6 separate regions of the Homo sapiens genome follow, and regions 1, 3, 4, 5 and 6 are each linked to region 2. The links are chromatin loops, found by intact Hi-C in ENCODE. Cell type or tissue: dorsolateral prefrontal cortex. All regions are shown on one strand. Region 1 overlaps GMDS-DT (GMDS divergent transcript). Region 2 holds the start of FOXCUT (FOXC1 upstream transcript). Region 3 has its middle 190 kb from the start of LINC02521. Region 4 overlaps GMDS (GDP-mannose 4,6-dehydratase). Region 5 overlaps GMDS (GDP-mannose 4,6-dehydratase). Region 6 overlaps GMDS (GDP-mannose 4,6-dehydratase).

The links. Hi-C counts contacts between places; a loop is a spot of excess contacts. Peaks named below come from ENCODE experiments on the same cell type or tissue, not always from the same donor. Only the 100,000 strongest peaks of a DNase experiment are listed, where the experiment ranks them.
Region 1: it touches region 2 in a loop (10-fold over the local background); 106 of 110 quality-filtered maps call a loop at or near these places.
Region 3: a loop joins it to region 2, with 11 times the contacts of the local background. A loop is called at or near these places in 73 of 110 quality-filtered maps.
Region 4: a loop joins it to region 2, with 2.9 times the contacts of the local background. A loop is called at or near these places in 23 of 110 quality-filtered maps.
Region 5: it touches region 2 in a loop (8-fold over the local background); 101 of 110 quality-filtered maps call a loop at or near these places.
Region 6: a loop joins it to region 2, with 2.5 times the contacts of the local background. A loop is called at or near these places in 3 of 110 quality-filtered maps.

The regions. Positions count from the first base shown.
Region 1 is chr6:2,351,712-2,355,711 of GRCh38, forward strand. The region is part of intron 4 of GMDS-DT (GMDS divergent transcript); the gene reads left to right. Among named protein-coding and RNA genes, the nearest start is that of GMDS-DT, 110 kb to the left of the region's middle. In dorsolateral prefrontal cortex, CTCF peaks have their summits at 2,359 (motif pointing left) and 2,560; a DNase peak (open chromatin) is centred at 2,360.
Region 2 is chr6:1,602,392-1,606,391 of GRCh38, forward strand. FOXCUT (FOXC1 upstream transcript) reads left to right here and starts at 3,140. Exons shown (of 2, transcript NR_125804.1): 1 at 3,140-3,408; 2 at 3,625-4,000. RefSeq lists silencers at 1,859-2,278, 2,329-2,398 and an enhancer at 3,700-4,000. In dorsolateral prefrontal cortex, CTCF peaks have their summits at 2,114 (motif pointing right) and 2,315; a DNase peak (open chromatin) is centred at 2,104; H3K4me3 peaks cover 2,405 bases; H3K27ac peaks cover 2,653 bases; H3K27me3 peaks cover 4,000 bases.
Region 3 is chr6:2,447,076-2,451,075 of GRCh38, forward strand. No RefSeq gene overlaps it. Among named protein-coding and RNA genes, the nearest start is that of LINC02521, 190 kb to the right of the region's middle. In dorsolateral prefrontal cortex, a CTCF peak has its summit at 1,858 (motif pointing left); DNase peaks (open chromatin) are centred at 1,882 and 3,652; H3K4me3 peaks cover 664 bases.
Region 4 is chr6:2,035,286-2,039,285 of GRCh38, forward strand. The region is part of intron 4 of GMDS (GDP-mannose 4,6-dehydratase); the gene reads right to left. Among named protein-coding and RNA genes, the nearest start is that of GMDS, 210 kb to the right of the region's middle. In dorsolateral prefrontal cortex, a CTCF peak has its summit at 2,468; no DNase peak of the experiment used is centred here.
Region 5 is chr6:2,194,036-2,198,035 of GRCh38, forward strand. The region is part of intron 1 of GMDS (GDP-mannose 4,6-dehydratase); the gene reads right to left. Among named protein-coding and RNA genes, the nearest start is that of GMDS, 50 kb to the right of the region's middle. In dorsolateral prefrontal cortex, a CTCF peak has its summit at 2,220 (motif pointing left); a DNase peak (open chromatin) is centred at 3,216.
Region 6 is chr6:1,853,919-1,857,918 of GRCh38, forward strand. All of the region lies in intron 7 of GMDS (GDP-mannose 4,6-dehydratase), which reads right to left. Among named protein-coding and RNA genes, the nearest start is that of FOXC1, 250 kb to the left of the region's middle. In dorsolateral prefrontal cortex, CTCF peaks have their summits at 2,209 and 2,548; a DNase peak (open chromatin) is centred at 2,689; H3K4me3 peaks cover 603 bases.

The DNA of each region.
Region 1 (4,000 bases), 750 kb after region 2:
CCCCGGCTCTCCACAGCTTGCACCTATCCTATCTGGAGTAGTAGTGAGAGTTGTATCCCTTAATTCCCATTTTTATTGGGTTTCTGGACAATGCTGGAAAGCATTCAAAATAGCTCATATTTTACTCTTACCTTGTGAGTCTAAGTAAAGACCCATTCATTTCAAGAAAAATAACTTGCTTTTGGTTCTGTCCCTGGAGCTAGAAAGTTTGCTGTTAAGTAGATTGATTACGCATCAGCCTGGAATAGCTAGTTCCTTGCTGTGTGGCCTTGGGCAAGCCACTCAAGTGCTCTGGGCTGTCATTTACTCACCTGTGAACTAAGAGGGCTGAACTGGATGATATTGAAGGTCCCTATTAGCTCTAAGTCAGGGCCCAGCATGCAGGCATATCAAGTTTCTTTTCTTCATTTTCAAAAAGTAAGCTTCTGAGAATATTTTTGACCATATTGCAAAGTCAAATAATTATTGAGTGAGTCTGTTATTTCATGCCATTCCTTTTCTACTAGCTAATCTAGTTTGCAAAATACCCTATGCTGCTGGTGAAAGGAAAAAAAAAAACAAAGTGTGAACCCAAAACTCATGATTCATTCTAAGTTAGTTCAACAGATTAGTTCCTCATTCTCTCAGATCTCCAGGGAAGAGACATCAACACCAGCCCATCGCTGATACCCTTTGTCCTGGCCTCCGGAGCGCTCCCTGCACAGTCCCAAGTCTGCAAGAAGGGGGATCTTTTCTTGAAAACCTACAGTGCTAATAATTGTCAAAAATATATAAATTCTAAATTTAAAATTTAAGGTATTGGTGCCTATGAAATGTCCCCAACACAAAGAAATGATAAATGTTTGAGATGATGGAAATGCTGATTACCCTGATCTGATCACTCACTTTATATGTATTGAAACATCATTATGAACTCCATGAATATGTATAATTGTTATTAGTCAGTTAAAACAAATAAAACTAAAAATGTTTAACGATAAGAAGAAAAAAATGTTGTGTTGTCAACACTAAGTTTTAAAACACGCTATAAGGTGGTTACTGAAAATTGCCTGCTGTGCTTGGTATGTTGTGCACAGCATTATGGTTATTTATTTGGGGGTGTTTCTGGTTGTCTTCTCTTGCCCCTGTCGCCACACACAGCCCATTGTGCAGCATTATGAGTGTCTCTTGGGCCAAATTTTCTGATCTCAGGTCCAGGATTTTTATTTCTTAGTGATAATAGTATGCATTTTTAAAAAGTATAAATGATTAGTATCAAATTCTAATATGTAGCTTTAAATTGGAAAATTTTTAACTAGAAAAATTTTAACATCATATACAGGCTAGAGTCTTTTTTTCTGCCAGTCTTTGTGGATTTTACTGGAAAAATATACATACATCCCATGATAGAATTTATTCTCTAGAAGATGATTGGCAAACTTTGGCCTGCAAGGCCAAATCTGTCCTTCCTCTGCATCTGGTACTACTCTTGAGTTAAGAATGGCTTTTACGTTTTTAAGTGGTTATGTAGGTGCCCACGTAATAGTCTCGACTTTACCTCTTGGTCCCCAAAGCCTGAAATATTTATGATCTGATCTTTTAAGAAAAATTTGCCAACTCTATTCTACAGAAAAGGAATGAACAACTAACTCAGCAATGCATATGGAGAGGAGAGGAGCATGTAAGTAAACCTGAGAACTTTGGTAATAAAGAAAGAGAAAATTTTATTCAGATTATACAGAAGTATTTACATTTATAAATGCCTCTTTGACAATATGATCGGTTTCAGTTTATCTTGTTGGCATGATTCAAAGCCCTGGTGTCAGAGATTGTTCCATTAAGTAGGCAGATTACACACACACACACAGATAAGGACATATCAAGTAAAAGCACAATTAAAGAGAAGTTCGTGGGAAGATCCTGATTTGCATACCCAGAGTGGGTCTGTATACACATTAATCTGACAGCGGCCTGGACGATTTTAATGTTTCTAACTCCGAATATAAACTTGTGTTTCTCTCATGCAGATGTTGCCCTTTCTTCTGCTTATAGGAAAATTCCCATGTAGTTTCAAAGCCCTGTCATGGGCAAGGTAAACAGTGGTGCTAGCTGTGAACAGATAAAATGTATATCCATCGATTAACTAAGCCTTGGAAATGAAACACGTCCTGTCTCTTGAATGCTGTACACAGAGCCAAGAGAAATAGACGGATCATCAGGCTTTACAAAGGGAGTTCACAGTAGTCGCTGATATGAGGGAATAATATCTTTGAAAGTTTCAAAACACAGATAAGATGAACTCATTTGTATTTCTTGGGAAATACTCTTCTGAAACAATGAGAAGCTCTTGCCAGGTTTAGGCTGTTCTGGTATGCAGTCAACACCGCCACCAGCTGGCCTAATTGAGAAAGACTATTTGTGCCTAAATTTCTCTTACAGAAACTATGTGATAAAAATAAAACACCTGGCAGAAGGACGCAAAGCTCTATCATTTCAAAATTCAGTTTTTTTCCTGTTTTGTGAAATGGCTTTCACAGAAATGTGCCTTTAGGTGTGACTGTTATCTTTTGATAGGAGTGAATACGTATTGGTATCATATGCAGCTACAAACCATTTCCAATATACGTATAAAATAATGGGAATTATGGATCTTTGTGGTGCTAATAATTACGTTTGTAAATACCCTGGTTTCCATTTTTTTGTCTTTCCATTTTCAAAATATGTGTATAGTGGAGACAAAGGAGAAGAGGGTGAACCTTACATTAACCGATTATATCTCATGCTGGCAGGCATTCGTGAAATGTTTGGTGAAAGGGAAGTTTAAAATTACTGATTAAAGTGAGGGTCTGTGTTTACTAAAGCATTGTACTTTAAAGCCATTCTTCATTGATATAGAACATTTCAATGGCGTTCTGTTGATTTAATCGTAAAGGTTCTGATGTTTATATCTGCTTATACTCTTCTACTGCAAACATTCACTTCCCAACAAATTTATTCGAACCACACATTACATTTTGGGAAGTTATGTTAACCAAATATTGTTGCTGCTATCTCTGTAATATGACTGCATTTAACTTTACTTTTGAATTTGTTTTTGAAGAGAGTACTTGCAGACAATGGGAGCTGCCTGGAAGAAATACATATAAGCAACATTTGTGTAATGGGCTAAATCCTTTGAAAAGCAGTGGTGGAGGTGGTAGTGGAGGGGTAGGATTGATTTAGGGAAGTCTACGTGTGTGTTAGCTGAAATATCTAAATCTGAAAGCAATGATAATACCATATGTAAAATTTCCAATGCATGTAACTTGAAGTATAGTATATATGCCCAAAGACATACTTTATTCTTTGACAGATTTCTAAGATTTCTAGTGAAAAATGAAATTAAAAACCCCGAGCAACAACAACAACAGCAACAATCTAAGAGAAATATGACATTAAAAACCCATTGATCGTAGTTTTAGACTTTAAAATGACTTGTAATATTAAAAGCTGGGACAGAGAACAAAAAGTGTGTCTGTATTAACACACAAATCAAATATTTTGGTTAAAACCATATTTTGGTTCCTATTCTTAAGGCAACACAACTTATTTTCAGCAATTCCGTCTTCTTGGACTCTAAGCAAGTTTTAAGACTCTTGGAGAATAGCCCAGGGTTTCTTACTTAGTGGTTAAAGTCTATTTGGAGTGCTTGGCACTTGTAATACTTTAAACATTAGTTTAAACTACTCCTCGCTGAAATGATGCTGTTGGCTTTTTGAACTGGGAGACGCCATAACCACCACCTGATCCAACCCTCTTTTTGGGGGGAAATGGAGGCCCTGTGTAGCCAAGGAAGTCATCTCAGTATCAAAATGTGTTTCTGAGTTAGGACGAGGACGTACGTTAGAGTAAGCAGTGGGTGTACTTCCTAATTGAATGAGTATTCTCATGAAGCACTAACTAAACTTTTTTCTTGACTGTTGTTCACACATTCATTGTTCCACTTTGGGTCTACTATGTCTTAAAACAATCTTTTGGGTCT
Region 2 (4,000 bases):
CCTGAAACCCACCTCCTGCTGCCCATCCCTCCTCCAGCCTCCTCTGGCTGACGTCTGCCATGGGTCCGAGAGGAACTGCTCCTGCTTCCTCAGTGTTCTGAGGCTCCTGGCCTGCCTGCCTGCCTGCCCATCTGTCTGGAGCTGTGGGTAAGAGCGGGCCCACCATTGAGGCAGGGGCAGAAAAGAGCCTCTCTGCTTTATTTGCTGTGTTTTCTGGAGAATCTTCCTTGGGGAAACTAAATGAAGGGAAAAGCAGGAGAGGAGCCACCAGATAGCATCCAGGAGGAGAGAACAATGCATTCACCAGCAGGTCCTTTATTCGTTTATACAGAATGTCTGTGTCCAAATATATACCATTTTTCTGTGCATGCGCGTATACCAGTTTCTCCTCATAGCACTGGCGTGAGCATCTCTAGAAGAGTATGGAAGTGTGCAGATAAACCAGACCAGTGCAAGTCAGTATGTGTACACATATATAATAGATTCAACGGTTGCTGTGGGTAAACATCCTTCCCATAATAATTAGTATTTAGCTTCATGGATGTCTGCAAAGGGTGCTCTGTTACACACCCAGCTGCTAGAAGAAAGCCAAACACGGAGCAGGCCTCTATGTGTTTGTTGATTACATGGATTAGTAAACGTATCATCGATCTGAAATGCACATTTTTTTTTTCATTTTAGCAACTGAAACGGAGATGAGATTTACCACTGATGATATTTAATAATTTAGTTTTTTCCCCTCTTAGTGGCTCATAAGCACTGTACCTTATCATAAGTGGCGTCTTAGATCCAGTGAGCCTGTGCAGAGTGCAACTGCGAGGGCTGTGTAATCTTGGGAAAGCTCTCTCTTTTCTTTAAGCTCAGTTTCCTCATGTGTAAGATGTAGATCATAATATCCATGTCAGCGTCCTTGTGAGGATTAGGTGAAAGGAGTGTTTAAAGCACACAGCAGGATGACCGCATACTAAGTGTTCTGTGCATCCTACCAGTCTTTATAATTGTGGTTATGAGTGTCCGTGTTTAAGATTGGAGAAACATGGAATAAATTTGCCTCTCATTAGCGTGCACACTCTGCCCCAAACCCCTTTTTTTGTGGGGGGAGGTGCTGCTCCATCTAGTGAGTGGGGAGATTTTCTAATTCCCACTGGGGTCCTTGTGACCCCAAGCCAAAGCGGACCTTTAGTAAATGTAAATTCTGCATTTCTCTGCTGCCTTCATTTATAGTCAACCCGGTCGGACTAAAAAGAACTACCAGGGCGACCATAACTAAACACTACAGAGCAAGTGCCTCCTTTCCTCGCAGACATTTATTTCTGTGGAAATTCGCCTGTTTGCCATAGTTTGTCTTTTCTTATTTCTTCACTTCCAAACTAAACAGCCCTAATCCGAGCGCATACCTCTCTGTGTGCCAACGTTTCGCCTGTGTCTGTGTCTGCTGCGTATGTAAATACGGGCGAGCCTCTCTGTGGGCAAAGCCATAGGTGTGCATGGTCCTTGTTCCCATAGGCGACATCGGGGTGTGTGATTGCACGTGGGGGTGTGAGGCCTCGCCAGCACCGCCACTCACTGGTCCTGTTCTCGAAACCGGTTCTTTGGAGGCTCAGTTTTTGGTAATTAAGACTAAGGAGTGTTTAAAAAACAGAAGTACATTTTCCTGGAAACCAGCAGTCTTTATTTGCAACTTTTATTGGCAAACCTGGCTGCCAGTAAATACATTCCTTGGCATCTCCCACAATGTAATTCACTGGATGGAGCGGCCTTGCTTTTTCTGTAACGTGTACGTCAATTAAAAGGGCCGCCTGGAAGGAATGCGTAGCGGTGGCTGAAAGCCCCAGTCTCGGGTCACCTCCCTCCACTCCAGGAACAAAAGCGTCCGTGGTCTGTGCCTGGAAGTCTGAGAGGGTCTCCCCGATGGGGCTGTTCCCGCCCGGACCCTGAGGGATGAGAGTTGCAGCCTAGAAAACCAGGTGCCAGGCCCTGCGGGGTCCCACGCGGGCGGCGCGGTCTTCCCCAGGCCTCCTTCTCTGGAGACCCGGTTCCCAGGGGACGCTGTGCGGGGACAGGCGGAGCCGGCCCTTGGAGCCCGGCGCGGGCAGAGGCGCCGCGGAGACAACGCCTCCGACGGCAGGGGGCGCTCGTAGCACGCGCAGTGCGCGGTGCGGGCGCCCAGGACGGCTGCCTGGCCCCGGGTTCCCGAGGCGCGGGACCTGCCGGGGTGAGGTGCCCCCAGCCTGAGAGCCCCAGCCTGGGTCGGCCAAGGGGCCTCCGGGCTTCCACATCGTCCCTTTTTCTGCTGACGCTCGCGGGGAAGCGGCGGGAAGCCTGTGAGGGGCGGCCTGGGAGCAGACGGACCACCAGGTCACCGGCGCGCGCTGCCAGGCGCCGACCCACTCGCGAGGACCAGCGGTTCCCGGAGGCGTCGGCCCTCAGGTCCTCGGGGGAGGCCGGCTGCACCGAGCCGGGTGTCGGCCTTGTCCCTGTCCTGAGAGGTGCAAACACCGGCCCCGGCCCAGGCCCCCGGGGCTCCTGCCCAGAAGGCTCAGAGCTGGGGGCCGACCGCGCCTTACCCGCAGGAGGCCCGGCGGTGCGTCCGCGTTGGTGCCACTCCCCGGCCGGGGTGAGGGACGTCGGAAGGAAGGTCCCAGGGCGCAGGGTTCCGCGAAGGGAGCACTCGGAAGGAAGGCTGGCTGCGGCCCCGGCGCCTGGGTCCGCTGCGGCGCCGGGCCGGAGACCTGGGAACAGCCAGCCACCTGCAAGGTTGCAGCCCACCTCACCCCGCCGGCGGCTCCGGGGCTGTCTGTGGGTCTGTCTCACGGGGCAAAGCCTTTCTTCCCACACCCACAGCCAAGGCGCGTCCGTGCAGGGGCACACGCCTTCTGCTCCAGCCCCAGGAAGGCGCTTTCGCCCTGCAGTCCTCCGACGGCCGGCTCCCGCCGCACCGCGCACCCTGGCTCCGGCAGACTCTGGGGCCTGGGGACTCGCCCACCCTGCGCGGCGCGCCCCCCACATGAGCCGAGGTTGGGAGGCTGCGGGGCCTCTGTCCTCCCAGGCCGTGGAGTGCGGCGGCCGCTCTGAGTCCGCTGGGGACCTGGATGGAGAGAAACTGGGGCTCGTTCGCGCACACATGCACCATTTGTTCTTTCCGATCATCTATCCCTTTACGAATTTTATTTTTATTCCGGATTGTTAATGCAAGACGACAGTTTGAATCTCCATTTACCTCTGCCTGAACACAAGAAGCCCTGAGTCTTTTGAAGCCGGGCACCAAAGTTAAAGATTCACTTCCCGCATTCCCCATGGCCCCCTCTTGCAGCTTAGCTCGGCTCTGAGCCCCCGAAACGCCCTTCGAGGCGGGGGCTTTCCTGCCAAGGGGCGATAGGTGGGCCATCCCGAGGCGGGAACGATCAGGTAGGTGTTGGCTGGCTTTCTCCTGGGTGAGTAGTTAGGGGAACCGCCCCTCCAGGGGACTTAGATGACATTAAATTATCCCATCACACAAACTTCCCGTGGAGGTCTGCCCCCAGGAGGGCAACTATCGGATTAATCCAACCATGTAGACAGGCAATATGGATCACTTTGTCTTTAAAACAATCGAAAACCAAACGCTCTTTTCGTTTATTGTAGAAATTTTTCTACTAAGGACGGGGCTGAATTGGAGGGACTGTGCTGACAAATCCTCTACTTGAAAATCCCCCAGCTAAGGAGTATCTGCCCAAGGTCGCGGCCACCCAGATGTTCGGTCCCCACTCCTTCCTCCGCTGAAAAGTCGCACCGATGACTAACGTTGCCTGCCGGCCTGGTGGTTTGAAAACGAATGCCGGGCATTGATGCAAGGATATCCTCCCCTACCCCTGGGATTCTGGTCTAAGCAAAGGAGGCCGAATGGAGAACTAAGACAATTATCTAAGTAATCTAAAAAGCTCAAAGACATCCCCAAGCGGACCTTGCTCCAGTGGTCTGTGATGGCAGCCTAGTGGACAGTTTTCTAGTGGCCCTCTGG
Region 3 (4,000 bases), 840 kb after region 2:
CCCCAAAGTGGGATTGCTGGATTGTGTGGTAGTTCTATTGTTAGTTTTTTAAGGACCCTCCATACTGGTTTCCAGAATACCTGTATTAGTTTACGTTCCCACCAACGGTATGCAAAGGTTCCCTTTTCTCCACATCTGCACGGTTCAGTTCAGCTCCTAAGGGAGCAGTGACACCGGCAGCTGAGGAAGCGTCATGGATTCCAGCTTCACTGATTGTCCGAAAGCCAGTGGGGCATCCCTACATGCCTAACTTACTTGGCTGCTGGGGACCCTGGCTTATTCTCTCTTTCTTGTGTAGGCACCACTATTTGCTGAGCATTCCAAAATACCTGCTTGGTTGTTCCCGGGGAAAAAAAACCCAGGCAGCAGCTAGAGCTGGGTATTCTGCTCAGGTGACCAAGATGGAAGCAAAGTTAATGAGTGACAGATGCCACACCAGAGATGACATTGGGCGGGCCGTTGTTCCAGCCCCTTGGTTTCTACCTGGGTTTGGCAGAAAAGCAGCTAAGTCTTTGACTCGTTTGGTGTAACTTGGGCTGAATCCTGTTGTTATCTGTCAGCCTTGCTTTACAAAAACCTCATTTCCTAAGCTGAGTTTTCCATCAATCAGAATAATAAATCAGCCAAATTATCTCCATCTGGCTTTTGGCAGCAGAAAGCTCTTTAGGCTAAGAGAGAAAGGAAACCTTTATCTTCTTCAAAAGCTATAAAGCAGTCACATTTTTAAATGAATGTAAATTCAGTCTTTAAAAAATATTTTCATGCAAGATAGACAAATAAGATTTTAAACTTGAAATTCTGTAGACAGCATAGTGCAGTCATTCCAAGTTTGGCTGTCCTTGATGGTTAGGGTTGACAGATTCAGCGAATAAAATTACTGGAAGCCCCATTAAATTTAAATTTCAGATAAACAACAGACAGGTTTAAGCATAGATATATCCCAAATATCATCTGGGACATACTTATACTAAAAAGTTATTTGTTGTTTATCTAAAATTCCAATTTAACTATATGTCTTGTGTTTTATCTGGCAGCCCTCCTAGGGATTCATGAAAGTGCTTGAACTAAAGCCAGGTTTCCTTACTTGTTGTTCTAGATTCTTTTGGAGCATGCTATAAGCTTGCTGTGCTTCTTAAATCGATTTATTAGGTTACCTGTGTGGTACAGAGCAAAATCCAATTAGCAAGAAACTATAAAAAAGATATTGTCACGTAGAAGCAGAAGTTTACTGTGGGAAAGGAAAAGGCAAGAACAAAATTGAGTGTTTTGAGTTCAGGCTTCAGGGAGGGAATGGAGCAATGCCTAGCACAGATCTTGAGTGTAGTGGTTGGAAATAATATTCAGCTGTCACAACTCGGTCTGAAAGTGTGTCTTTCTATCATTCATTCTTGCCAGGTTCATGCCCTGTGAAAGGCAGTCAGGGAGTCTATTTTATGACAGTGGGCTGATTGTGGCCAGATGTTATTCTTGCTGTTTGCTACGTTTTATTGCTGTTATATTATCTTTAAACTATTGAACGATGACATGTAATGAAACTCCTAATATCCAGTAGTCAAAATCATTAAATTACAAGGTCTGCGAAGCCCATGTCCATCTTGAAAGCATTTTTCAATACCTTCCACACTTCTCTAAAGTCCATTCATTTATCTTAGTGTATTATAGCTAAGAGCCCTACATTCATGCTCTGAAAAAAAAAAAAAAACAACTTCTGGGGAAAATATGTTGATGTAGTTATTGTTTTCATTATCATACATCATGTTCACATTACTATGGGAAAGAGCCCTTTTCCCTTAGGGAAAAAAAAAAACAAAAACTGTCCTGAGAGGAGGGAAGGTGGAAACACACCAAATACAACAGCACCCTCCACTGGTCGCTAAAGGAAAGTGTGCTTTTGTGATGTGGACAGGAGGAAGTGAAGAAGGTCATCGTAATGAGCAGCAGATTCGGTTGCCGTTCGAAGCACAGGCGTTAGGGTATCAGAACATAAGTAAGTGATTGGAATCGGGCCATTTTTTAAAGTAGCAAGAACAATATAAAGAAGTGTCCACTGACTCTCGGTGCTGGGAACTGAGAACGGAGCTGTAAATCATCTCGAGTGAGTGTTTCGCTGTGACGTCATCGCAGAGGATGTGGGGTCCTTCACCATGATTACGTTTTCCCTCTCCTTTTTGTTGGAATAGATTCTGACAGACAAAAGCAAATTGAACTCAGATGCACTTCTCAGCAGTCTGGAGAGGAAGCTGGATGTGAGTGCTGACCCTGGAGCCACTGGCTCTGTGAAGGTTGGTTTGCTTTGGAGCTTGACCCAGCTGCACCCGGGCGTCACCTGCTTTTCGCCGCAGCCCACCTGGAACAGGGGAAGTGTCTGCTTATTCCGCAGTGAAAGCACTCTGTTACCAGTGCCTTCCACCTAGTGCGACTCCGCCGCTTTGGCTATCTTCTCTCATCCTAGAATTCTCACTGTGTCCTAGAAAGCCCCAGTGTTAGAGGTGTGAGGATCTTTAAAGACCATCTAACCTGACCTCTGCATTTTACACCTCATAAGTCTGAGGTGAGTCACTGGGTCATCTATATAGAAATATTTTAGTTCAACTAGCTGCAGTGTTGCTAATAACTAACTCTGTTTGGTGGCAACACCAATTTTTCAAAGAGATGTTTCATAAAGGACCCATTATAATCCAGGACTATCCAGGATGGAGGGCATCCAGCTGCCGGACTAAGGCTATGAAACAGTTTGCTTTATTGCTTTTAGGGTCTGTTTTATTCATGGAAATGGATGAAGTCACACCCCAAACTGATGAATGGTTAGTTTTGGTCTGTTGATGAATTATTCTTCCATAACATCGGTATGTGAAGTGGATGGTAAACCAGTATACCCAAGGCAAGTCTAAAATGGGGTTTGAGTTTTTCACTGGCTCCTAGAGATGCCATCAAATCAAGTTAACCTCATGGCCAAATTAATATGCATAACAAAATTGACCAACATTTTAGTATAATTAAGCAATGAGAGAGAAACTAAGAGTATCTCAGACACTTTATTTTTCTTTCATAGAAAGTTTCTAAGTTCAATTATTCCGAGTCTTAGGTTTATAAAATTGAAAAGCAACATGAAATAAAACCAAAGCAAAACAAAACACCAAACATGAGTTGACTCTCTTTAAAGGTCCTTAGAGCAACTTCACCATTTGAGCCATGCAGCCAAATGTTTCTAATAAATTGTGGTAAATAGATCTAAAGAAACTAAGTGTGTGTGTGGATGGTAGTCTCTCAGAAATCGAGTCAGAAATTGGTTGCCAAACCATCATCCTTCACCCACGCTGTTAGGTTTGTTTGTCACTACTGTTACTGCGGAGGTAGCCCAGGGGCAACGTAACCTCTGGTTTTCTGAAAGGTGCCGCATAGACTTCTTCTGTGACCAATTTCCATAAAGTTCGTTTAGCAGTTCAAACTTTATTAAGACTCTTGACAAAAACAGCTGCTAGAATTGCAAAGGAATGTAATAAAAAACATAGAGTCAGAAACAACCGGAGTCTATAAAAGCAATATCCAGAGTGGCCAAGTCCCCTTGGGGTGCAAACTGATCCCGGTCTCCATCAGCGCCGCGCGGACCTCCGTGGGACACCCGGGCTCGACTGAAGCGCACAGGCTGGAGGCTCCTGCCATCACCCGGCTGATAACCTAGTTACAGTCCGGGCAGGGTGCCAAGTAAAGAATAGCACAAGCAGGTGGGGCATGGAGTTTTGAAGTGTGAAGAAGCACTGGAGCAAATTCATTTTATGTTGCTTTTATTATGCAGTAAAAAAAAAATCTCCAACACATACTCATTTACAAAAAAAAAAAAAATGTTCAGTTGATTGTAGTTTCCATATTAGCACGAAGGGGCACAAACTGGTGTTAGCCAGAGACTCTGAGATGCATTTGGAAATCTTATATAGCAGGAATTCATGCTGACAATCCACTATTGTTAAGCTGCTCTGATGTGGGGACTCTTTGAAATACA
Region 4 (4,000 bases), 430 kb after region 2:
CCTCGGTATGTTGAATGCTGTGCCTGACCTGCCTAGATGCCCTTCTCTCCATTTCCCAGAGCTCAAAGCTTATCCATTCTTCAAGGCCAACCCAACTCATGAGTCAGCTCCTCATGATATCAGGATATGTCTTCCCTGATTTTCCAAGGATTCACCACTATACATCTCCCACATCTTGTGTCTCAAATGGCACTTACTTTCTATTTGGCATTTGACCTATTTCTCTGTCTTATCATTCATTTCTGTATCCCCCATCATACATACCAAGAGACTTCTCTCCTAAATAAAAGCTCAAATTTGTGTCAATTATATCAATATTATTACCTATGGTCAAGTTATTTAGGAAGCAGAAAATAACACAGAACAACAGAGTAAAAGAGTAACTTATTTATTTATATTTATTTATTTATTTATTTTTTGAGATGGAGTCTCGCTCTGTCACCCAGGCTGGAGTGCAATGGTGCAATCTTAATTCACTGCAACCTCTACCTCCCAAGTTCAAGTGATTCTCCCACCTCAGCCTCCTGAGCAGCTAGGATTACAGGTGTGCACCACCATGCCCGGCTAATTTTTATATTTTTAGTAAAAACGGGGTTTCACCATGTTGGCCAGGCTGGTCTTGAACTACTGACCTCAAGTGATCCAACCACCTTGGCCTCCTAAAGTGCTGGGATTACAGGTATGAGCCACCGCGCCCAGCCAAAAGAGTACTTTAAAATCCTCTCCACAAGTAATCTCATGTCGCAGGGCAGCCTGGCCTGGGCGACTGTCTCAGCCGTCATTTATTGCACCTCTAAGAATTAGATGACAGTGTTCTCCTTTCACCTAACTTTAATTTAATGTAAGAATTTGTGTGCCTAATGAAAATCAACTCAACCCTGAACTCCCTTTTCAAGTCAATGAAGGAAATCGGGAGACTTAATTAAATGGTGAAATAAAGCCCTTTTAAGGAGGATTTATGACCCTTCTGTGTAAAGTATTTAAGATAACAAGGTGTTGATAAATTAGGTCTTGGCTGGATAAAGATCTAAACACATCAGTATAACAGATTATGAAGTTGTCTTTCATAAACGCAGATCTCGGGAATAAACTGAGTTATTGATTCATTAATAGGTTTGCTAACTGGAAAAAAAAAATCACTGATTTTCAGAGCCTTACTGCTTGTTGGCACCTAGTAATCAATGCTTCTTCCCAGGAAGGTCTGTCCCAGGGATCACTTAGTACATCAACTGTTCTAGGCTTTAGCAATCCATACAAGGCATATAGAAATTCCTGGCGTTACCCATTATCATACTTGTGTGTCCCAAATAAATGGGGCTCCAGGCAAAATGCCAAGACAGTGTTAAACAGTAAGACCATATATGCTGATTAATGATAATTCTCTTCCTATAAATGTCAGAAAGTAAATATAGGATATACTGAGAATAAGCAGTTATCCTCACGAAGCATATTCTATGGGAAAAGTAAACCATAAACAAGATAAAACAAGCTGCACGGAAAGACTTCAGAGCCTATGGCATGCTGATATGTACTGTGAAATCTGCATGGTAAGCAGTATTCTCCAAATTAACGTGGCGTAGCTCACCTTATGCTATCCTGAACCATAAAACACACTTTCGTAAGTAAGGTTTTAAATAAGTGCTCAGTAGATACATCCTAATTTCTATTCCTGTTGTACCTGGAGTTATCTTTTGGAGGCGAAAGGTAATGAGGTAGGAACAGCCTGAACTTGTGAGATAAAAGGAGGGAGCCCTTGGTAGCATCATGATTATAAATGACATTTCTCTAATAAAGGTAACTGCACTTAGGGAGCTGAAGAAATGGTTCAGTCAGGCAAACTGTCTGGGTATCAACACTTCATACACTTGGAGCTCTCCCGTGAACTGACAATGCCCCTTCAACTTCACCCTCAATGAGAACTGCTTCTTGTACAAGTAAAAGAAGGTGGGAAACAGATAAAAATCTTAGTGGAGAGTTACAAATGGTCCAAAAAGGAGGTAAACTAGATTAAGTTCTCACACTGTAGAATCAGTCAAAAAACTACACGACGTTGTTGTAACCAGAGCCTCCAAATAAACCATTCCCACTGAAGTACGCTGGTTCACACTGCAGTTCCCTCACTAGTCAGCTGTGCATGGGGGTCCTGCTCATTCTGGACTCCCAGGACAGAGAAGCAGCATCTGACACATGTCCCTCACAATGGGGGAGGGAGTAGCAGGAAAGAAAACTCTGGTTTGGTAAGTCTGAGTTCAAACAGACGAGAAGTACAATCCTATCTTGTGCCCAGAACAAGAAACCAAACATCGGTGATGGCATCAATGTCTACGTCATAGTTCACCTCAAATTATGTCTTTGGGAGGGGAAAATTCTACAAATTATGCTGTAACATAACAAAGCGCCTGGATGCTGTGAATAGAAAGAAGTGGTTGCTTGGGATTTGGTTCTGCTGCTCTCTAGTGTTTACAACCGCTCAAGCCGCACTTTCCTTAGCACTAAGGTCTCAAAGGTGTTGGCAACCTGCACATGGTTTCTAAAGGAGCCTGAAAGGAAGACATAAAGACAAGGAGCAAATGAAGACAAGAGAGCAGGGGAAAGAGAAAAGCGGTAAAAATAAATAAATAAATAGATAAATAAGTACTGTAAGTAGTACTAGTATAATGGTTGTTTCCAAAGATAAACATTTTAACTATTCCCTGCCACAATATCTCCAGTTTACCTGCCTTGGTACACCATACTTTTAAAGTTAACCTTGAACCTTGAAATAAAGAGGGTTGGGGGGGAGGTGGTGGTGAAAAAACTAGCTCACCAAAGCGCCCTTATAAATTAAAGCCTGAAGTTGGGCTCGGTCCCTTTTCATTGAAGATCGCCCCCCTTTGCCATCCCCACCTCCTGACACAAAGCTGGTTTTGTCCCAGCCTTGCATCAGCTGCACAGTACAGGGTGTACATGCTGAAAAGCAGCTGTTTGCTGACAGACTGCGAACTGGGACAGCTAGCTAGAGCTAAGTGAAGTGGTTAACCCACATCCCTTCCCCACTGATAAAGTGCTTTGATAAGCAAACTATACTGGTAAAAGCTGGAAAGACTGCCAGAAAAGCCGCGCTCAAGAATGAATGCAGGCTTGTTTTGAGGGAGCTTATGCTTTCACACTGTCGACTTTAGCCTTCACTCCTGGTCCCCACCTCCACTGGGCCCGCACACTTCAGTGTTCCTTCAGCTAGCAGCAAGACCCATTCTTTGATATGTCAAATCAATATCCTGCTCATACAGAAAAACAAATATATATTTTAAAACACTGCAAAAAAAAACAGCTCTTCATATAACTTTTCTCAAAAGTATTCTTCCCAATTCAGACTCCTATGAGAAGCAAAGCATTAATTCCTCCCGAAATATGCTCCTTGGATCAGTGACTGCTGAGTAACATAAGCACATAAATTTTTTCTCCAACTTTTATTAACAAAATGAAATTTGAAGTTAAAAAACATGAGGGTTATTTGGAGTTTCAACTGCTGTGCACTCTGGACATATAGTTGCTCATTAATGGCAGAAGGCAGGGGCAACGTGAAGGCACACTAACCTTAACTAATGTTTTTCTTTGGGAATATGTCCCTCATTTAGATTTGTGGACTGGAGTGCTTGAATTCCGCTAACATACAGCCATGTATCACATAACAGCGGGGATACATTCTGAGAAATGTGTCACTAGGCAATTTCATCGTGCAAACATCATGGAGTGAATTTACATAAACCTGGATGGTACAGCCTACTATACGCCTAGGCTGTATGGTAGAGCCTATTGCTCCTAGGCTCCCAACCTGTACAGCAGGCTGCTGTACTGAATACTGTAGGCAACTGTGACACAATGGTAAGTATGTGTGTTTATAAACACGAAAAGTACAGTAAAAGTACAGTACAAGAGATGAAAAATGGTACATCCGTATAAGGTACTTCCCATGAATGGAGCTTGCAGGACTGGAAGTTGCTCTGGGTGAGAGTGAGTG
Region 5 (4,000 bases), 590 kb after region 2:
TTTTAAAAAAAAAGAAGCATTATAAATATGATGTGTCTTTCTCAATTCAGCATGATGTAAGTCAAGTTAGGTAGTTCCCATGCCTCAGGAAATCCTGGCTTAATCTCAGCTCTGTCAGCAGTTTGGACTGTGTGTGTGTGTGAGGGGAGGAAAAGGCATCTATTGATTAAGGTGCTTCTGTATTCTCCATTGAGTTCTTCTTGAGTTCAAGGTTAATTTTTTAAATCACTGTAATCTTTGAATGTTCTTTAAAAGAACATTAAAGCAGAGAGAAATGGCATTATAATATTCACAATACAAAAAATTAAGACTTGTAAAGAAGAGTGAAGAAAGTTGGGGAAAATATGCTTCATGATTCTTAAAGGTCGATTCCTCATGGAATATATTTTAAACATACACACATACATATATAGTTGTTTAAACCCAATAAATAAACATTTCAGCTAAAAGTATTATAACACTAAATTATATCTTTAAGCATTTTTACCAATTTTACTTCCTTACTTTATCAATCATGTTTCACATCTCTAATTTCTTTATCATTATAACAAATTTCAATTTTTATATCAAGATACCAATATAAATAAAAGACAATTAAGGTTAAAAAGTGCTACACGCACACACTTTTTGGTTATTTTATTTCCTAAACATGGAAGAGGGGAAAACACAAACAATTTCTTCCACACGTGTCACACACAGTAAACATTCTTTCAAATCACGTCAGTTTCCTTGACAAAAATTAATACCTTAATAAAGATCCATTGTTTAAAACTCTTGGTTACCACTTGGCTAGCCATGCATAAAACAGGACAATTAGTACAGTCAACTGAACATTATCAAGACTTTCAGACACAGTGACACTGTTCCAGCCAAGCACAGTAGTGATGTTCCGTGAATGCTGCTCTGTCAGCCACAATTACCCCTTAAACAGCCTTTGGAATTATCAGCCTGTACTTTGCTAAAAAGAAAAAGAAAACATTATTTTAAATAATATCAATAAAAATCTTTGTTTCCTTTCTGAGGTAATTATACACACATGAAGTTAGCAAGGGTAAAATCATAGTAATTTTAAAACACATGCTTAAAAGCTTGCATCTTTTCTCCAGTAAAAGCTTTAACCAGACTTAGTATAAAGAAAAAACGGATTTGAATTTCACTGTCTTTTCCTTTTTCTTCTTCTGTAGAAGCGATAGTACTTAATGATTCTGTTCAAAAATTCTGAAGCAAAAAGACCTAGACAAATAGGAAATTAGACGTTACATTTTTGAAGAAGTGTTTTATTTTCCATTATTCCTTAAGGCTATCAGGCCAAAAAAAAAAAAATCTATTCCAAGAACTCTGTGATTCAAATATAAAAAGTATGAGAACCAAAACTGAGATGCTATGCCTTGGTCTGCTGAGAACTGTGATAATTTTCTTGAACTTTGCTGCATATATATTCTAAAGTAAAGCAAATACTTTGACATTTTATTCTTTTTATCCTAATGTAAGTGGAAAGCTACAAAGCAACTTCCTTTTCAGGGGATAAAGTAAGTTTTTAAAAGCCTTCTTTGGAAATAATTAAGTCCATAAAAATTACATGTTGATTTCTTAGGTATTATGTGTCCTTCTTTTTTTCTAAAGAATGAAGGTATAAAATAAGACAATGTAAACCATGGCAACAAGGTTGGGTATGGCAGCTCATGCCTATAACCCCAGCTCTTTGGGAGGCCAAACCAGAAGGCTGGCTTGATACCAGGAGTTTGAAACCACCCTGGGCAACATAAGAAAGACCTTGTCTCTACCAAAAAAAAAAAAAAAGTTAATAAAAATAAATATATAAATAATAAATCATGCTGACAGTTTAAATTTCAACAGTGAAGTTAAACATCTATCTATTAATTTCATTTGCAACTGTGGAGAGTATATGCCAAAATAAATATATACATATATAAGTAAATAATCATAACATCCCAAGATGACAATTGGGGACTGATTTCAGCCAAAACACAAATAATGTCTAAGTTTTTATTTTATTAAGCAAAACATAAGTTTGTGCCCAAAAACTTACAAACATTAGTAACAGTTCAAAACAGTCAATCTTCTACTTTAGCATTCTAAGATTGTGTAAAAAACTAGATAAATTATTACAATGGTTTATATTAAATGGTCTCCCTGAAGTACAAAGCAACTGCAAAACTATAATTATCAAGGACTAAAACACGCAGATGCTATATACTTGAGCCACCTGGTGGTTTATTTCCCTCACTGCACTGATAAACACCTAGTGCTATGCACACAACCTTAATTAGACTCTACAAGTTTTACTTTTGGTGCCAAGACCAGAAAGAGTTTACTTTTACCAAAATGTAGTAATAGTGTGGGTCACAAGGCACAAGTCTACTTGGAAGCACTTAAAAAGTTCACTGTTGCTAAGTACAGAAGGCACTCCTGAAATCTACCATAGCAGGTCTCTAGAACTGTTTTCTTATGTTTTTTTCTACAGTGTTTGATGCCTACAGTAAACATAGAATCCAAAACAAATTCAAATAAACTGCAGATCATGCCTCAGGTTTGCTTGTGGTTTCTTTACCTCTTGCCTAGTTCTGGACAGTTCAGGACAGACCACATTAACTTTTAAAGGTTGCTGTCTTAACTGTCAAGCAAGGTAGTAATAGGTGCTCAGAGATGTTGGTTAAAAAACACAGGAAAAAAAGTTAAACAAAAGTACACTCTGTTACCAAGAGGAAAGCTGCAGAACACCAATCTTTGTGACTCTGACTTCAAATTAGGGACTCTTGGGGTGATCAAGATTTTTATCAAAGCAGAATGTGTCCAAAGCATACCTTTATCTTCAAGCTTACTAGCCTAACAGCTGGAGTGCATTAGACAGGAGCCATGACAATTCTAATGATAATGGTGGTGATGACTTGATTCTAAACGGATACTTGTCAAAAAGCCAGTGAAAATTTAAGCCTTTTAACTAGTAAAAGGGTTGCAAGTTAAACCTCTGTGTCCAGCAGCAGTCCCACACCCTTCCTAGGAGAAGCAACTTCCTCAATTTAAGTTTCAATAATGTCTTATGTGAAGAACGAATAAAGTCAGTATTAAATAATGTCATTAGCAAACTGACACATCCATTATGATAACTGTTCCCATTACTGGCTTTAGTAGGAGGTGATGCCAGAGGCTCTCCCGCACCATAAGGCAAAGCGCTTCATGTCCCTGACTCATCCAAGCGACTCAAGGCCGCCCAGCTCTCCAAGTGGAAACACTGAGTGGGAAGGAGGCTCTCAAAGGATGCCTCTATTCCTCCTCCCGCCCAGGTTCTTGGTGGAGGGTAGATGCTATTAAAAGACTAGTTTCCTGAGGAAGGTAGATAGTTTCAGGGAAAGACCATTTGGCTGGAAGGAGGAGGCTTTGTTGCCAGCTGTTTCTCCAGCTCCACTGCCTGTGTGGTCCCAAGTAAGTTGCTAAACCTGACCACGTCAAGGGCCAGGTCTATAAAAATGATGACATTTCCCGTAAAAGGGCCTGCCTGGCCCTGCACCATTTGCCTTCACAAGGGAGCACTGCACTAGAGAAGCTCTGGCTTTGCTGTGAACAAATCAAAAAGTGACACATGGGCTTGGCATTTTCCTCCATGCAAATCAAAGTATCCCATTTCCCTGAAACACTTTAACAGGATAATATGGCTTTAATTTTCCACACTTCCTAATTCTGGGTGCTAACAGGACACAGCCGCCTTGTGAGAGAAACAATGGCACAAGTAGGGATGGCAAAGGAAGACACCCCTCTCATGGAAGCCACGTTCTCACAGAGGAGCCCATTCTGCAGGGCTAAAAGGCAGATTTTACTTTCTGTCATTCATTTCCTCAAGCTGTTATTGAGAAACAACACAGGTACCAGTGGAGGATGCGTGCATTAGAGTCAGAAAGCCAGGTCTCCCCAAATCCCATCTCTATCATTTACCATCGGGGAGACACTGTACAAAGTAACTTCTCTGATCATTCCTATCCCC
Region 6 (4,000 bases), 250 kb after region 2:
TTCCCCTCCATGGTCCTTTAGCACTATTCAGAGGCAGACAATGCTGCCACTGTTTTCAGAACATGGACATGGTCAAGAGTGGAATAATATAATGATACCATTTCAAGCAGGGCAGCTAAGGTTGTGTCAGCATTTCCATTATAAAAACCTCTTTTCAAGGATTAATATCTCAGGTGTAAAAATTCACACCCAGGCAAGATTTGGTAGCAGAAATGCTTTTATTCTGTAAAACTGAAAACTATGCTTGTCTTAAAAGTCGTATTTTAATGTGCACCAATTTTCCATACACAGATATGTGATAACAGAACTTAGAGAAAGATGGATTATGAGTCTGTGTGTATGGATGAGGCCACTGACATTGAGTTTACCTTAATGGCATTATTTTACTGCAAACAAGGGCAAAAATACCACATACCAAATTGGAATTTCAGACTTCAGAACTCAGATTTTGTTGTAAACACCAAAACACAACACGCTGATGACAAACTTCCAATGTTCTCTGTTAATCATGTCCTCCAGCACTATTTAGCTCCTATCTATCCTTTTAGAAGAGTGGTTTCCAACTGGGAGTGATTTTATCACCCAAGCTATATGTGGCAATATCTGGAGACATCTGTGATTGTCACAACTGGGGCTGTCTGGGTGCTTCTAGCAGGCAGAGCTCAGGGACACTGTTGAACAGAACAGCTAGAATTATTTGGTCTAAAATGTCAGTACCACATTGCAGAGCCATTCTCATTCAGCATGTGGGCACACCAGATGCTGCCTGCAGACTCGCGATCTAGCAGCAAGATGGGCCACATTCATGAGCAGCCTTATCTCCAATGTCTTGAGATTGTCTTGTCTTCTTTTCACGTTTAGAGGAGAGGAGATACCTCAAAATCTCAAATTATCCTGGAATATTTCCTTTATTATCATCCTTTCTTGCTAAGGGATAGCTCACTCTAAAGCACAGAGATAATTAGTAAATGGAATGAAAAAGAAGATGAGAAATAAGCCATTCTTCACTATTAACTGATGGTTATTTTTTGTGTTTTCTTTAGAGAAGAAAAGTCTGTGGGTCTGAGATGTGTAGTTGTCAGAAAAAAAATAAAAGTTCCTCATCTGTGGTAGATAAGCACTTGGCATCTAAAAACCTTTCTGCATTTATTTTGTTGATCTTTGTTTACCTATGACAAATAGAGAGAGCTAACTCCCATACTTTATATGTCAGTTGATCAGCCAAACAATCTCTGCATATGGTGTCAGGAAAGACATCAGGTGGCTCCAAGTGCCTGTATGACCTGCTCTGGGAAAAGCACTTGGGGATCCATAGACCTAAGACATTCAGAGTCCCAGAGCTGTTAGCCATTCACATCAACATCTTCTCTAGGTGTCAGCCATTTGCTCAAACCACTAATCAAGCAAATTTTGGTGACTTAAATTACAACTCATTTTCTTTCTTATTTCTACCATTGAAGGGAGGGCCTACTTAGTAAAGAAAAAGTAAAAATGCAAGAAGCTGGAGTCTGGCCAAGGATTTTTCAGTTAACACTAAACAGAACAGAGTTCTATTCTAGAACAGAGATCACTGCAGAGTCCAGAATGCAGTCTAGAGAGGGCTGGTACTACTCCCCAAGTATTGAGAGGGTACCTGACTTGTTATGTAAACAGCTGTCACCAGGAAGTAGTAAATGAAGTTAAATATCAGAGGAAAAAGAACTCAAAGATCCACTGAGAGAAATATTCAACTGGACCAAGTGATAAAAATGTTACTTTTGTTAACCAAAATACAGTCTGAGAGCAGGATGCTGACTAGCAGGTTGACAAAGAAACAATATTTTTCAAGAAAAAAATGTACACAAATTCACCCTTCTGGAAATGGAAACATTTGAAAATGAATTTTAATTTACTTTTTCAACAAATTTTAGGCACCATACAGTCTAACCTTCTCTTTTCTATCTGCTACTACAATGCACACACACAAACACACGTATGGATGGATGGATGCATGCAGGTACATTACAGGGAGATTCTGACCGTGACAAATTGGATTTATAAATACATATTCATACAGACAGTGTGTCTGTGTACCTAATCTCTCAAATCCAAAATCTCCCCACAACCGTTTCAACATCCTCCAGAATTTCAAATGGCTGAACAATGAACAGTAAAGTATCTTGGGAATCCTTAACCTCCCTGTAAGTACATAGACTGCCTCAGGGGGTCAGTTTTGTATTTTGGAATTATGGCTGGTGAGGATCAAACTTGTCGGTAGTGATGGTGATAATGCTGGTGTATGTGTCTTTAAAATACCCTAACTTTTTTCATCTTCTGATTTTGGTGAATAAAGTTGCTGAAAATGAAAACTCTCTTTATAATTCACACAGGCTTGCCACAACGTCACAGAAATGTGCTCTAACCTACCTGTGAGAGGTTGCCTGTATCTATTCCTACTTACAACTCAGCAGCTACACTCTCTCCCTTTACTTCCATAAATCAGAAAACTCCTCCTGGCCCTGAAAACATTATTAGCTACCATATGGAGTGCCAAACTCTACCACTGCTGTAGACATTAGCTCTTCAGATGGCTGAGAGCTAACGTATTTGCCCAATTTGCATTTTAATAGTCTGCAGCTGCAGTGGACTCCTTTCACTTTATGATGGGGATGCCCCAGCTTTGCTCAAGACAGGCAATCCTGGCATACTGCCCAGAGCAAGGAAGCTGTAGCGGATCTGGACAAAATGCAAGAGTACAGACTCTTATTTCCAACAGAGTTCAACAGGTAGGGGGCTCCACCCTAGACCCAGCAGCTAGCTTAGAAGTGTTTGGTGTGGAACTCTTTAGGCTGCGTAGTTTTGATATTCCATCCTAGACATCTTACCCTTGTGACCAATCACTTTGTTCCCTACAGGGCCATGTGGATGTGAACAGAATCCTTCCTTATGTCCATCTTGGAGGTGAGAGGCATCAACTCTCATGTGCCACTGAGAGAGAGGGCAAAAATATTAAAAACCATTGCTGGAAGGACACCTTGTGAGTTTGTAAGTTTTTCAGCACACTTATCATCTAAGAAACTAAACTAATGAACTCAGTCCCAGAATGCATAGAGTTGTCCCACATGCGAATAGATTTCTACCTCTATCAAGAGTTCCCTGTGCTTTCCAGAGGGAATGAGCACCAGCACTTGCCATTCGAATCTGTCATCAAGATGCTCTCAGGCTCTTATCTCAGACAATGTTGACTCCACTACCAAGTTATAAAGTATAAAAGGAAGTGGGTCTTAGAGATGGTACAGAGGAAAACATTCATACGACATTCCTTGTTGTAGTGAACGTAACTGGGTTTTGCAGTTTTCCCACTTCAAAAAATCACCTGACAGTCCGTATGCTGCGTTCAGTTCCACTCATCATAAAGGGAAGCACAGGATTACCTGGGTGACAGCTTCCAAAGCCCATGAACCATGAATAAGGCTGGGGACATACGGAGACAGCAGCCTCTGTGGTGTGTTACATTGGATCTGGGCTGAGAGTTGCTGTCTGCTCTAGTATCTTTATCTCCTTTCACCTTGGAAATTGCTGTTTGGCTCTGGCTAATAGTTGGTTGACTTCAGGATCACAGTAGGGACTAACTTGGAAAGTGCCCTTAAACTTATTTTTATCAGGATGCCTCTTATGGTTAAATATATTTGCTTCCTGTTTGTGAGTTGGAGAATTGCCAAGCAGAATGTACACCTCCCTCAGCCTTGAAAGGATGGATGCTTCTACCTTTTTTGCATTATCGAAGAGATAATAAAGTGTATTTGTGTTATTCACTATATTTTTAGCAAGACTGAGCCCTAGTCCATGTGCAGACTTCTTGGTTTTGTTTATTAATAAAAATCATATATATGGCTGCAACCATTCTGACAGTCTAGAAGTTGCCACCCTTGTTAGGAACTGCATTTCTGTGATTATGATCAAAATATACTAAGGTAGTTGTCTATAATTATCATCTTGGAACACTCATGGGCCATTCTAA